Linked DNA regions of Mus musculus: region 2 is linked to region 1. A link is a loop called in an ENCODE intact Hi-C map of the cell type or tissue named here. Cell type or tissue: heart. All regions are shown on one strand. Each heading gives the region's core, and the rest is flanking DNA. Links, peaks and the distances in the headings are about the cores only.

Region 1 (5,962 bases), core at 1,836-4,335:
TTTCTATATGCAGGCACAGTCTTGGGTGCTGGCCCGTTTCTAAGATGGTAGCACTCAGAAAGGTTGCTCTGAGTTTGAAGCCAGCCTGAGCTACATAGTGATTTCAAGTCCAGCCTAAATAAATAAATAAGGAAAGGACAAATACTATCAAAAGAAAAGAGGAAATCAACCCCCCTTGTAACTACAGACCCAACATTTTCAAACCAATAGTGTCAAACTAAATTCAATGAAAGGAAAGTAACTCATTCCCCGGGGAGGTTTACTCTAAGGAATGCAAGGTTAGCTCAAAATTTCTAGAAACGTACGTCACCACATTAACAGAAATATAGAAATGAAAAATTATATAGTGACAGAATTTAACATCCATTTATAACTAGAAATGTGAAATTTAACATTCACATATAGCTTTTAGCTCACCAACAACAAAAGAACTGTTTCAGCCCAAAATGTTTTTAATGAACACACATGGGCATGCAGACATACATAGACACACTAACACAGGCACACACAGCACACTCACACACATACTAATACAAACACACATGTAGATACACATGGACACACAGAAACATACTGTCACACTAACACACAGATACACACATGTAGACACACTAACACAGACACACAAACTCAGATACACACACATACAGATATATACTCACAGACATGCTAATATAAAGACACACACATAGATACACACGTATGCACACACACACATACACCCCACTTGGGTGAGAATGGTCACTATGACCGTCATTCAATATTGCATGTAGTTTGTGGTCGATGATATAATAGGAAGGAAAAGAAATGAAAGTTATTTAGATTGAGAAATAAAAGGTCAGCTATTTATCTGAAGATGTCATGATTGCATAGGTAGAAAATCCGAGAGTCTTCTGGAAGAACTGCTTCAGTCAATAAGTGAATTAAAAAAGGTCTCAAGATGCAGGCACAGCCCATAGAAATGGCGGTACTTCTGTTTTATTCACGTAGCCATGCTTTGCTCAGGGCCTTGCAGAGGATAGATGAGCATGCCCTGCCAATTCCTGCTGTGTGGTCACTCTTTATGCTGACAGAAACACCAGAAAAATGAAACCTTAATTGCCACTTATAAAAGAAAACCATGGATTAGTGGTAAAGAAAACAAAATGTGTGTGACCTCTTAACTCTCAGAGATTATAAACCTTTCTTGAAAGGACTTAAGGAAATGGAGGTTATATGCCGTATCTATTGACTGGAGAACTCTAGACACCAACTTTCCACGGAATGATGTGGATAATTACTGCAAAGCCCAAACAAAATCTCAGTACTTCACAGAGCTGACCACCCTCAAAACTTCGTATGGAAATGCGAAGGGTATCAGAACAGCCAGAAATACCTTGAAATGTTGAAGGCAATAGAGCAGAGTTAGAAGATTCACACGACCTCGCTTCAAATTTCTCTGTAAATTTACATAAATCATGACAGCACGTGGCCAAGCCTGGGGGGGGGGGGCGAGCCTGTGACCCAGGTACTCAGGAGCTGAAGAAGGAAGATCTAATCCAAGGCCTGTCTGGGCAGCTTAGTGAGACTCTGCCAACAAAGGGCGGTGGGGCAGGGAAGAGCTTAGTGAGACTCTGCCAAAAATAAATAGATAGATAGATAGATAGATAGATAGATAGATAGATAGATAGATAGATAGATAGACAGACAGACAGATAGATAGATAGAGGACAATCAGAGAATTCTGAGACAGATCCATGTTCGTGTGATTAAGCATTTTTCTAGACAGGACAGGAAACACAAACTGTCTTAGTTACTGTTCTAACACTGTGAAAAGACACCATGACTAAGACAACTTATAGAAGAAAGAGTTTATTTAGGGCTTTCCATTTTTTGAGGGCTGGATTGCATTACCATCCTGGTGGGGAGCATGGAAGCAGGCAGGCAGGCAGGCAGGCAGCAGGCAGGGAGACAGTAGGCAGGCAGGCAGGCAGCAGGTAGGCAGGCAGGCAGGCAGCAGGTAGGCAGCAGGCAGCAGGCAGCAGGCAGCAGGCAGGCAGGCAGGCAGGCAGGCAGGCAGGCAGCAGGTAGGCAGCAGGCAGACAGTAGGCAGGCAGGCAGGCAGCAGGTAGGCAGCAGACAGGGAGACAGTAGGCAGGCAGGCAGCAGGTAGGCAGCAGGCAGGGAGACAGTAGGCAGGCAGGCAGGCAGGCAGCAGGTAGGCAGCAGGCAGCAGGCAGCAGGCAGCAGGCAGCAGGTAGCAGGCAGGCAGGCATGGTGCTGGACCAGTGACCAAGTGTTCACATATTGAGACATAAGCTCCAGGCAGAGAAACACATTGGCTCTTTTGAAACTTCAAAGCCTGTCCCCCAGAAACACACCTCCCAAATCCTTCCCAAACAGTTCCACCAACTGAAGATCAATTATTCAGATATATGAGCCTGTGGGGGCCATTTTAATTCTCAGCATTACACAAACCATAAAGGATAAAGTTTACCTTTAATTAACTAATGGAACTTAGTGAAAGGCTCTTCTATAAATGTTTATTAAAACTAAACACGTCTTCACTGATCGCAAAGGCTGTTGCTTATCAGAAGACTCACCCGAGAGTGGGAAATGGTGTCCATAAATAGTGGGAGAGCAAGTCTTGGATCTTCCCCCTCCCTTATGGAGACATAAATTTAATAATTCAGAGACCAACTGGCCCTAGAAAAATCTAGAAATCAATTGGGAGCTTTTTGTTCCCTGGGTCATTGTGAAGCCGGCCATATTGAAATCTGGTAGAAATTTCTGTAATTTTCTCCATTTGAATCATACTCATCTTCCACCATGTGCAGAGCAGTTGGGAGGAAATTCCAAACTCCCACTTCCTCCAGGCTGAGGGATGAGAGAACAAATAACCAACATTCTGAAACAGAGGAGTACTGCCAAAGGACTTCAGTAGCATCTGGACCTGATGGCTGAGAGACCCCAAGCCTCAGTGTGGAATACCAGAGACGCACACTAGGTGGCGCTCCAGCATCAGTTTACTCCAGCACCAGCGCTGCTGCAGTATTACTGAGCTAGGTAATTCCTAAGCAGAAATCTGCCAATGTTTAGTTAAATTAGACTCCCGAGCCTGAAGAGGTCATACTCCCGCAAAGGGCTTGAGAAATCTCAACATTTTGGCAGATGGGTTGGGTGGAGCATCTTACATTGCACCAATAAGATGCAGGGTTTCCTGCACCAAGTGCTATTTTATGTCTTCTTGTTAATAGCTACTGTTGTTGCTCAAATGAGGTGGTCACGAATTGTCGTTCTGATTGATTTCCCTGTCCTCTCCCCCACCCCCTGTCCCTTCACCAAAGGATCTGAGTAGCTGTTTGTGGATGTGAAAGAGATGAGCATTATCACCGATTAACAGAGAAATGCAAATCAAAGCCGCGTGCAATGCCAGCTGCTGTTAAAGACGTGGCTGGATGTGGTGAAGTGCTCAGAAAATTATTTTTAAGAGAACAGAAAATAACGAGGACATGGGAAAGTCGAAACCTTACGCAGTGTCTATATAGAGGCAAAATAGTTTAATTACACGAAAGATACAGAAATTTCTCAACAAGATCATCCTGTGATCCGGTGATCACACTTCTGGTGACAGCACAAAGGCTTGAAGGCAGATGTCAAAGGACACTCGCCCGTTCACCTTGTCACATCACCTTCATGATGGCCACGCCAGAGAAGCAGCAGGAAAATGAGTAAGAAAGATGTGACATCTACATGGAAGGGAGGTTTTATGATCCTCAAAGAGGAAAGCAATCTTGTCACATGCTACGACAGGAATCTGGAGAACACTGTGACATCAACCAGACAGTGACAAACACTCCAATTCCAATTATGTCTTAGCCGGGCATGGTGGCGCACGCCTTTAATCCCAGCACTCAGGAGGCAGAGGCAGGCAGATTTCTGAATTCGAGAGGCCAGCCTGGTCTACAGAGTGAATTCCAGGACAGCCGAGGCTACACAGAGAAACCCTGTCTTGGAAAAAAAATCCAATTATGTCTTAGCTGCTTTCCCCATTGCTAGGTTAAAATACCCCAACAACAGCAACTTACAGGAGAAAGGGTTTATTCTGGCTTGAGGTTTGGAGGTGCAGCTCATTGTACATCATAGTGGCGGGGGTTTCAGGCAGATGACCACATCCTGTCTGTAGTCGGAACGCAGAGAAATGAACGTGTGGCCCCGGCCCTCCCTCTCCTTTGTATGTAGTCAGGACCCAGGCTCTTCCTGCTTTACTAACCTGATCTAGATAACCCCTCTCCGGTGTACCTGGACAATATTAACTGTCTTAAGTATCTAAGTTAGTCGCGAGAGACCATGGATTTGAGAAAGAACAAGGGCTGGGTACATTGTGGGAGTTGGAAGGAGGACAGGGAATGGGGGGAAATGATGTAATTATATTTTAACCTCAAAAATAAAAGACATAATAAATAAATAAAGTTCGAGGCCAGCCTGGTCTACAGAGTGAGTTCCAGGACAGCCAGGACTACACAGAGAAACCCTGTCTCGAAAAACCAAAATAAATAAATAAATAAATAAATAAATCACATAAAAGCATCCAATGAAAAAGCTGGGGGAAGTCTGGCAGGGGATTGTGTTTGGTGGGAATAGAGTCCTGGTGTTTCAAGAGAGAGTTCCACACAACAAAATGTTTCTCAGCCAGAAAAGAGTTAAAACATCATTTTCAGCTGTATGGGTAGAGCTGAAGGTTACTGCATTACGGGAAATAACCCAGACACATAAAGACAAATGCATATGTTCTCACTTGCTTGTAGGAGCTAAAAGGCTAACTTCCTAGGAAGATGCCAGGAGTGGCTGAGAAGTTCCATTGACAAAGTGCCTGTTGTGCATGCCTGAGGACCTGAGTTCAAATCCCCGGGCACAGTAGCACGATCTCGAACCCCAGTGATGGCGGGGCAGAGACAGGAGGACCTCTGGGGCTTGTTGGTCAGCCGTGGTCGGTTGGTAAGCTCCAGGGTTCAGCTCTAAGGATCTGATGCCCTCTTCTGGCCTCTGTGGGTACTTCAGGCTTGCATGCAGACAGACACAAAAACATAAAAATACGATACATTTCTTTAAAAAAGCGGGGGGGGGGGTGCTATGATTTGTTAGGAATGTGGGCTATCTCAAAGTATACATTTATTTAAATTCAATTAATTGTACACTTAAGATGAACACGTCAAAGCTAGGAACATAGCTTTAATCCCAGCACTTGAAAGGCACAAGCAGGTGGATCTCTGTGAGCTTCAGGCCAGCCTTCTCTACACTGTGGCTTCCAGGACAGGCAGAGCTACATAGTGAGACCCTGTCTCAAACACCAACAAAAACAGAGAGATGAGCACTTTAAGAGCCGGGGTGTGACTAGATACAGAATGCTTGCCTGGAATGCACAAGACTTCTGGGTTCCATTCCCAGTAGGCAGGTGGAGGGGGAAGAGATGGCTACATTTTACTACAGGTAAGTTTACTTCAGCAAAGAAAGAAAAAGACAAAAATGATACAAAGTTGAACTTGGCAACATAAACAGAAGCACAAGAGGAATGTAAATCAACAGAGACCACAAAAACAGAATCAAACAGACTTAAGACACAGGAATTATAGAAAACACATCTGCACTTACAGTATTCAAAACAGAAGTCAGGGGAGAAATTTTCCAGAAAACCGGAAACTATGTAAGGAAAAAAAAAAAGCCAACTTGAAAAAGACTCAAATGAATTGTGAGACTGAAAAGGGAGAGAAGAATCAAGTTTAAGAACTCAGAGAAAAAATTTAGCAGATTAGATGAGGTCGCTGAGAAAATTAGTCAGTTGGAAGATAGAGCAAGAAAAAATGCTCAGAGTTAATCACAGACAATAAAAACCTGAAGAAGAATAAATAGGGAACAAGAAGCATACGTGAGAATTGAGACGTTTTAACATATAATTAATTAGAGACTAAGGGAAGAGAAAAAG
Region 2 (5,962 bases), core at 1,335-3,834, 120 kb after region 1:
CAGGCTTTTGTCTGAAGCGCACCTCTATTGATACGTAGCCAATAATTTGTCAACAACATTTCATGTCAATAAAAACTTGGTCTTGCCCCCGTTCTTGCTCCTCCTCCTCCTCTGGTGGCCAAAGCCCAGCCTGCACCACAGTCCTGTTCACCAGGTGCCAGTCATGGATTTCTTGGCTTCCCTGACTCTCTGTGTACCCAGAGGGGTCCTTCTGGAAGACTCACTGACCCTCCACCAGTCAAAAGAAAACAGACTGGCCCCACCACTGACAGACAAATGCCACCCTGGATAGCCCACTGTATGCTGAACAGCACAGCTTCCTGGACTCAACACCACCTGCAAGAAGTCAGGAAAAGGACTCTGCCTCCTCTCCCCTTCACTGGGCAGAAGGGGAAATCGAGGCAGGGAGGGATTTATGTGACTTCTGTTAGATGCTAGCTAGGCTGGCTTCCCAATTCTCTCCATGGCCCCCTCCTTTCCCACCCATCCATCGCTGCCCTTTGATAAGAAGAGGCCCTCCAGCACATCATGGAGAGCGGGCCCTCAGAATGTGGAAGGAGGGAGACAGGCTAAGGTTTTCACAGCAGTGTTACTCAAAATAGCTTCAGAGCAGAAACAAGCCAAATGTTCACCAACTAGAGTTACCAGAATACATTCAGGACATCCAGTTTAAAAACTGTTAACAGCTTTATTGGGAAATGGTTTATATAGTAGAAAGTTCACTCATTTAAAGTGTACAGGCCTCAGTTCTGAGACTGTATTTACAGAATTGTGCAACCATCAGCACCGTTTCTGTCTAGAACATTTTCATCATCTCCCTCTAAAAACCCTGTGCCCGTTAGCAACTACTACTCCCCCTCCCCAGCCCCAGGCAACACAAATCTTTGGGGGAGGGGGCAGGATTGAGACAGATTCTCACTGTATAACCCAGGCTAGCCTCAAGCTTGTGGTTCAACTCTTATGAATAGTTAAGATTAAAGGGCTGGGCAGTTCAGTGATAAACTGTTCCTTCTATAGAATTGCCTGTTGTGGATGCTCCTCAGTGGTCCTTTGTGACAGCTTCCTTTGAATACCTTAATGTTTCAAGGTCCATCTGAGTTGTAGCATGTATCAGTTCTCTCCTCCTCCTCCTCCTCTTCCTACTCCTCCTCCTCTTCCTCCTTCTCTTCCCCCTCCTCTTCCTCTTCCTCCACCTCCCCTTCTTCCTCCTCTTCCTCATTCTCCTCTTCTTCCTTCTCTTCTTCCTCCTTTTCCTCCTCCTCTTCTTCCTCCTTTTCCTCCTCTTCTTATTCCTCCTTTCCCCCCTCCTCCTCCTTCTCCTCCTCTTCTTCCACCTCCCCTTCTTCCTCTTCTTCCTCATCCTACTCTTCCTCCTCTTCCTCCTCCCCTTCCTCCTCCTCTTCTTCTTCCTCCTTTTCCTCCTCTTCTTCCTCCTCCTTTTCCCCTTCCTCCTCCTCCTCCTCCTCCTCTTATTCCTCATGCTCCTCCTTCAATTATTTGGAGGTCAGAGGGATAACTTCTGGGAGTCAGTTCTCTCCTTCCACCATGGTTTCTGAGGCTATAACTCAAAGTCATCAGGCTTCATGTGAAACTCCTTTAACCACCAGGCCATCTCATTAGCTCAATGCTTAGTTTCAATGGCTGGAGAAGACTTCATTTCATGGACAGTTCACATTTTGATTACCCAGTCTTCAGTATACACACACACACACACACACACACACACACATCAGAGCTCAGGGGACAGAAAAGCAATAGTAGCGATGAGCATAGTCACCTCACAGTGGTGCCTTAGTGTGGTGCCACGTGTACCAGTCTGAGGCACGAGGGCTGAAGACACTGAAGCCAGCAAAGTTTTCATCCTGTTAAGCTGAGCACCAACTGGGGTGGGGTTTGCTCAGCTGGGGCCCTGGGGCTGTGAGCCTGTCAGAAGGCCTACCACACACATTTTCATAGGCTGTGTTCCTCTCCAGCGGGCATGGAAGTCAGGCGTGCAGACACTGAGCCTCCTTCCTCACTCTGTGGAGTCCAAACCGGTCACACAGGCTCATTCCCTCTGCCTAGCCTGGCGCCCATTCCTGATCTTAAGCACAACTCTAAATGCCATTCTACAGACACTCCCTTCAAATCCACCTCACCTCAGTCCTGAACCTGGAAGAAATTCACACCCTGAGCAGGGCCACTTGCCTAAGGCCGGAAAAGAGAGATGACCTGAGAAAGATGGTCTGTGGCTGGGCAGACCATCGGTCCCCTCTATGGACCCACAGACCAGAAATTAACTCCTATTCCTAAAAGCCAGTCACTCGACCTGGTCGCTCGTGCTAGGGACAGAGGGGTCTTTCGATGTCTAGACGTCTTCATTTTCCCCTCCCCAGTACCCAGGGTGTCACTTGCAAGGCAAGCCCTCCACCACTGAGCTGTTTCGATCACCCCAAAGTTGGACAACCTCATCACACAGGGCCGGCGCGGCTCCCGGAGCAGACGGTCCAGAATGAGATTCAAGACAGCAGAACCACGTTATCTTTGTGGGTTCTTTAGCCCCTCGTGGCATCGCGGGTGACATGGCAATAATTCTCCCTTTTTGCAGCCTACAGAGGCTGAGGGAGGGCAGAGAGGCTACAGATCAACGTTCAGTGCCCTTGTCTGGAGCTCGGGGTCCCCCTGCTGGCGCACTGGAGCCTGGGCGGGGCTTTGAGCCGAAGGGCGGACACAATCAGGTGACAACTCTGGGGAACGTGGCGAATGAGGTGGAGCTGCTGGAACTCAGCTGGAAGGCCCAGGGGACCAGCCCTAGGAATGTCCAACAAATATGCCACCCCGATGGCGACTTTGGTCTCCTGGTGCCCAATCCAAATCCTTTGTTACCAGCCCCGCTGCTTCTTATGTTTGCAGGCAAAATCTCCTGAACATGCCCGAAGAGCATGTGTTGGGAGCCCTCCCTGCTCTGGGGAAATCTTCAAAGACGGGGTTCCCAGCACCGTCTGCTTCCGGCCAGCCTGCCTCAGGAGTGGTTCATCGCAGACCTTCCACCTCCAGTACTTCTGGGAACACCATGCGTCTGGGCACAGAACCCTAGGTCACCCAATTCTCCTCAAAGGCCTCCAGGGCCTAGTAAATTTGGCTCAAATGTCCCTAACTGGGAATGTGACCAGGAAGCCTCAGTTTTGCCGTCTATAAAATGCAAACTATCGACTTTTCTATGTGTGTGGCTGGGAGGATTTGGTGGTATTGTGAAGTTGGTCGCACTTGAGCATTTGACACACACCCCTAAGCACTGATGTTTGCATAGCTTTTTGGCCCTTCCCACCCTAACATGTAACTAATGGCAGGTAGGAGTTGTCCACGAGGAGTAGGGCACCGCCCTGCCACGTGTTTGAGATTTTCCCCACCTAGCCAACTCCTTGCTCTTCCACCCAGTCTACAACAGGAGGGGTGGCAGCTGTTTCCCTCGGCTGCCCAGTCTCTGACCCAGCCAAAGGCTGGCACAGCTGCTGGGGTGGCCCAAATGCTACACAAAGGACAGCTGGGGCTGAAGGAGGACAAAGATGGGCACCCTGCCTGATCAATGTGTTCCCTCACCCCGCAGCCCTCTAGACCTTTCGTAGCAGCCTGGGACCTCTGACCTCACTCTTGCCACAGCTGTGGGGAGGGGGCTGTCCTCTTGCACCCCTCTCCTTGTCCTCTGCTCTCTGGGCCTCCACCCCCCCCTTTCCCCTGTTCCCTCTGTCGCCCACATGCTGCCCAGCTGTCCCTGTCCCTGTGCTGGGCACTCCGCCCACCTGTAGCCCTCATGAATCGCCAGTGTTCACACTCTGACCCCTCAGCCTCCACCTGTTCCCCTCGGTCTGGGCGTCAGGGCTGTGTGGCCCCATCTGTTGTCCTCCGTCTAGGACTTAGGGCAAAGACTCCATTGCAAAGCTCCTAGCTCCCACCTGCCTAGGGTGGGTAGGAAGGCTCGGCTGAGAGACAGGATCTAATCCGGTGACTTCATCTTCTTTCTTCTCTGCCCAGGCCACCAACAATGTTCCAAACAACCTAGAACCTTCCCACCTGAAGAAAGTGAACAGCCCGCTCACTGCAGAAGGACCTTTGCATCTTTAAACACATTCTAATCTCATTTCTGTGGCAAGGCGCTTTAACAATGTACAATGGCAAACAGAAAAACAAGGCGTTGGGAAATTGCATGTATATGCGTGTGTGCATGTGTGTGCGCGCGCGCACTTGTGACTAAGTTATCTCCCAGCCAAGAAATCAAATTCTTTCTGTATCGTCTTTCTACCTTTTTTTTTTGGACAGGTACTCATGTTGCCCAGGCTGGCCTTGAACTCCTGATTATCTCTCAGCCTCCCAAGTGCTGGGATTGCAGATGTGTACCAGCAGTCCTGGACTGACTATACTTTTCTTGACAGTGAAGCCACTACAGTTCAGCTCAAATTCCCTTACCAATTCCCTACCCAGACCCTTCTGAGCACAGAGGGACCACCGTGAACGCTTTGGGGTATTTCCAAGCATTTGCCATATTTTGTACCACTTACATGCATAAGTTATATACACATATACATTATGGCACTCACAGGCTTGTGCAGGTATTGGCTTTTATTGTTCTTGAGGAAGTTGTAACCTACAAGTATTCTGCAAATGAGTTTGTTGTAAAAAACAAACAAAAAACAAAAAACAGACAAAAACAACAGCAATCACCCTACCTGGGCCAGTAAAATGACTCAGTGGATAAAATCACCTGCTGCCAAGCCGGACAGCCTGAGTTCAGTCCTCAAGCCCAGCATGGTGGAAAGAGAATTGACTCCTGAAAGTGATCCTCTGACCTCCACAAGAGCACGTGTGAGTGCACTTGCACACACGCGCGCACACACACACACCCACGTAACTGTAACCTTTATTTGCCTGATGTAATTGTCATCTCTGAGGCTTACTGCTTCACTCCGCTAACCAAGGCCCAGTTTCTAGCTTCTGCATAATCTTATCTAGGCCTAAAACGTTTTCAGCCTCTGAGACTCACTGCTGAGTTAGCTCACCCTTTCCTAATTCTTTCTGAGCTCTAACTGGCTGATTCAACTCAGCTATTCTGGCTTAAACTCCTCTCCCAGCTGACGTATTCAATCTGGCTCTCAGCCTCTGAATTGCTCTGCTTGGCCTCAAGCTAACTCTAGAAATCTGTTCTAAGTTCCCCTTCTCTGGCTTGTTCTGTCTTCACCTTCTTCTAGCTTGTTCTATCTTCAACCTGTCTCTGTTAAGCTCTCCCAGTAAACCTGCCTCCATCTCCCTTCGGGCTGCTTGTCTCTCCCTCTCAACTCCACTGCACTGCTCTCCACGAACTCTCCTGTATTCTTGTGCTGCACTCTCATCCTCCTGTCCCGGCTATCTCTCCCTTAAGTAGCTTCCCTTTCCTCTCTCTTCTCATGAGAATTGGATGGACACATCCTATTCTGTCGAATTTTTCGTCACTTTGTCTGCCACTCGATTAGACATCACTTTCAAACATGGGGGCTTCCTTCTACAAACTAACTTTACCTTGATTGTTTTGGATTAACAGTCAATACTAAGGGTATTCCAGCCAGAGGGACTAAAGGTATATGCTAAGGGCTGAGCCACACCCTAAAGAGAATCAGGTACAAATATCATTTAACTTACGCACACATGCACATACATACACACCAACAAATAAATGAATGTAAAAACAGATTTTATTTGTTTTTTCTTCTTCTTTTCTTTTCTTTCTTTCTTTTTTTTTTTTTTTTTTTTTTTTTTTTTTTTTTTTTTTTTTTGAGACAGGGTTTCTCTGTATAGCCCTGGCTGTCCTGGAACTCACTTTGTAGATCAGGCTGGCCTCGAACTCAGAAATCCGCCTGCCTCTGCCTCCCGAGTGCTGGGATTAAAGGCATGTGCAACTACGCCCGGCTCAAAAACAGATTTCAAAAGTCTGCCTGCCTACATCAGTGCATGC

What was found. Hi-C counts contacts between places; a loop is a spot of excess contacts. Peaks named below come from ENCODE experiments on the same cell type or tissue, not always from the same donor. Only the 100,000 strongest peaks of a DNase experiment are listed, where the experiment ranks them.
Region 2: a loop joins it to region 1, with 8 times the contacts of the local background. A loop is called at or near these places in 2 of 42 quality-filtered maps.

What each region holds. Positions count from the first base shown.
Region 1 is chr1:134,117,393-134,123,354 of GRCm38, forward strand. The region is part of intron 1 of Chit1 (chitinase 1 (chitotriosidase)); the gene reads left to right. Among named protein-coding and RNA genes, the nearest start is that of Chit1, 9.1 kb to the left of the region's middle. In heart, for the core only: no CTCF peak of the experiment used is centred there; a DNase peak (open chromatin) is centred at 2,979; H3K27me3 peaks cover 416 bases.
Region 2 is chr1:134,241,722-134,247,683 of GRCm38, forward strand. No RefSeq gene overlaps it. Among named protein-coding and RNA genes, the nearest start is that of Adora1, 9.2 kb to the left of the region's middle. In heart, for the core only: a CTCF peak has its summit at 2,670 (motif pointing left); DNase peaks (open chromatin) are centred at 2,680 and 3,790; H3K4me3 peaks cover 252 bases; H3K27ac peaks cover 1,949 bases; H3K27me3 peaks cover 766 bases.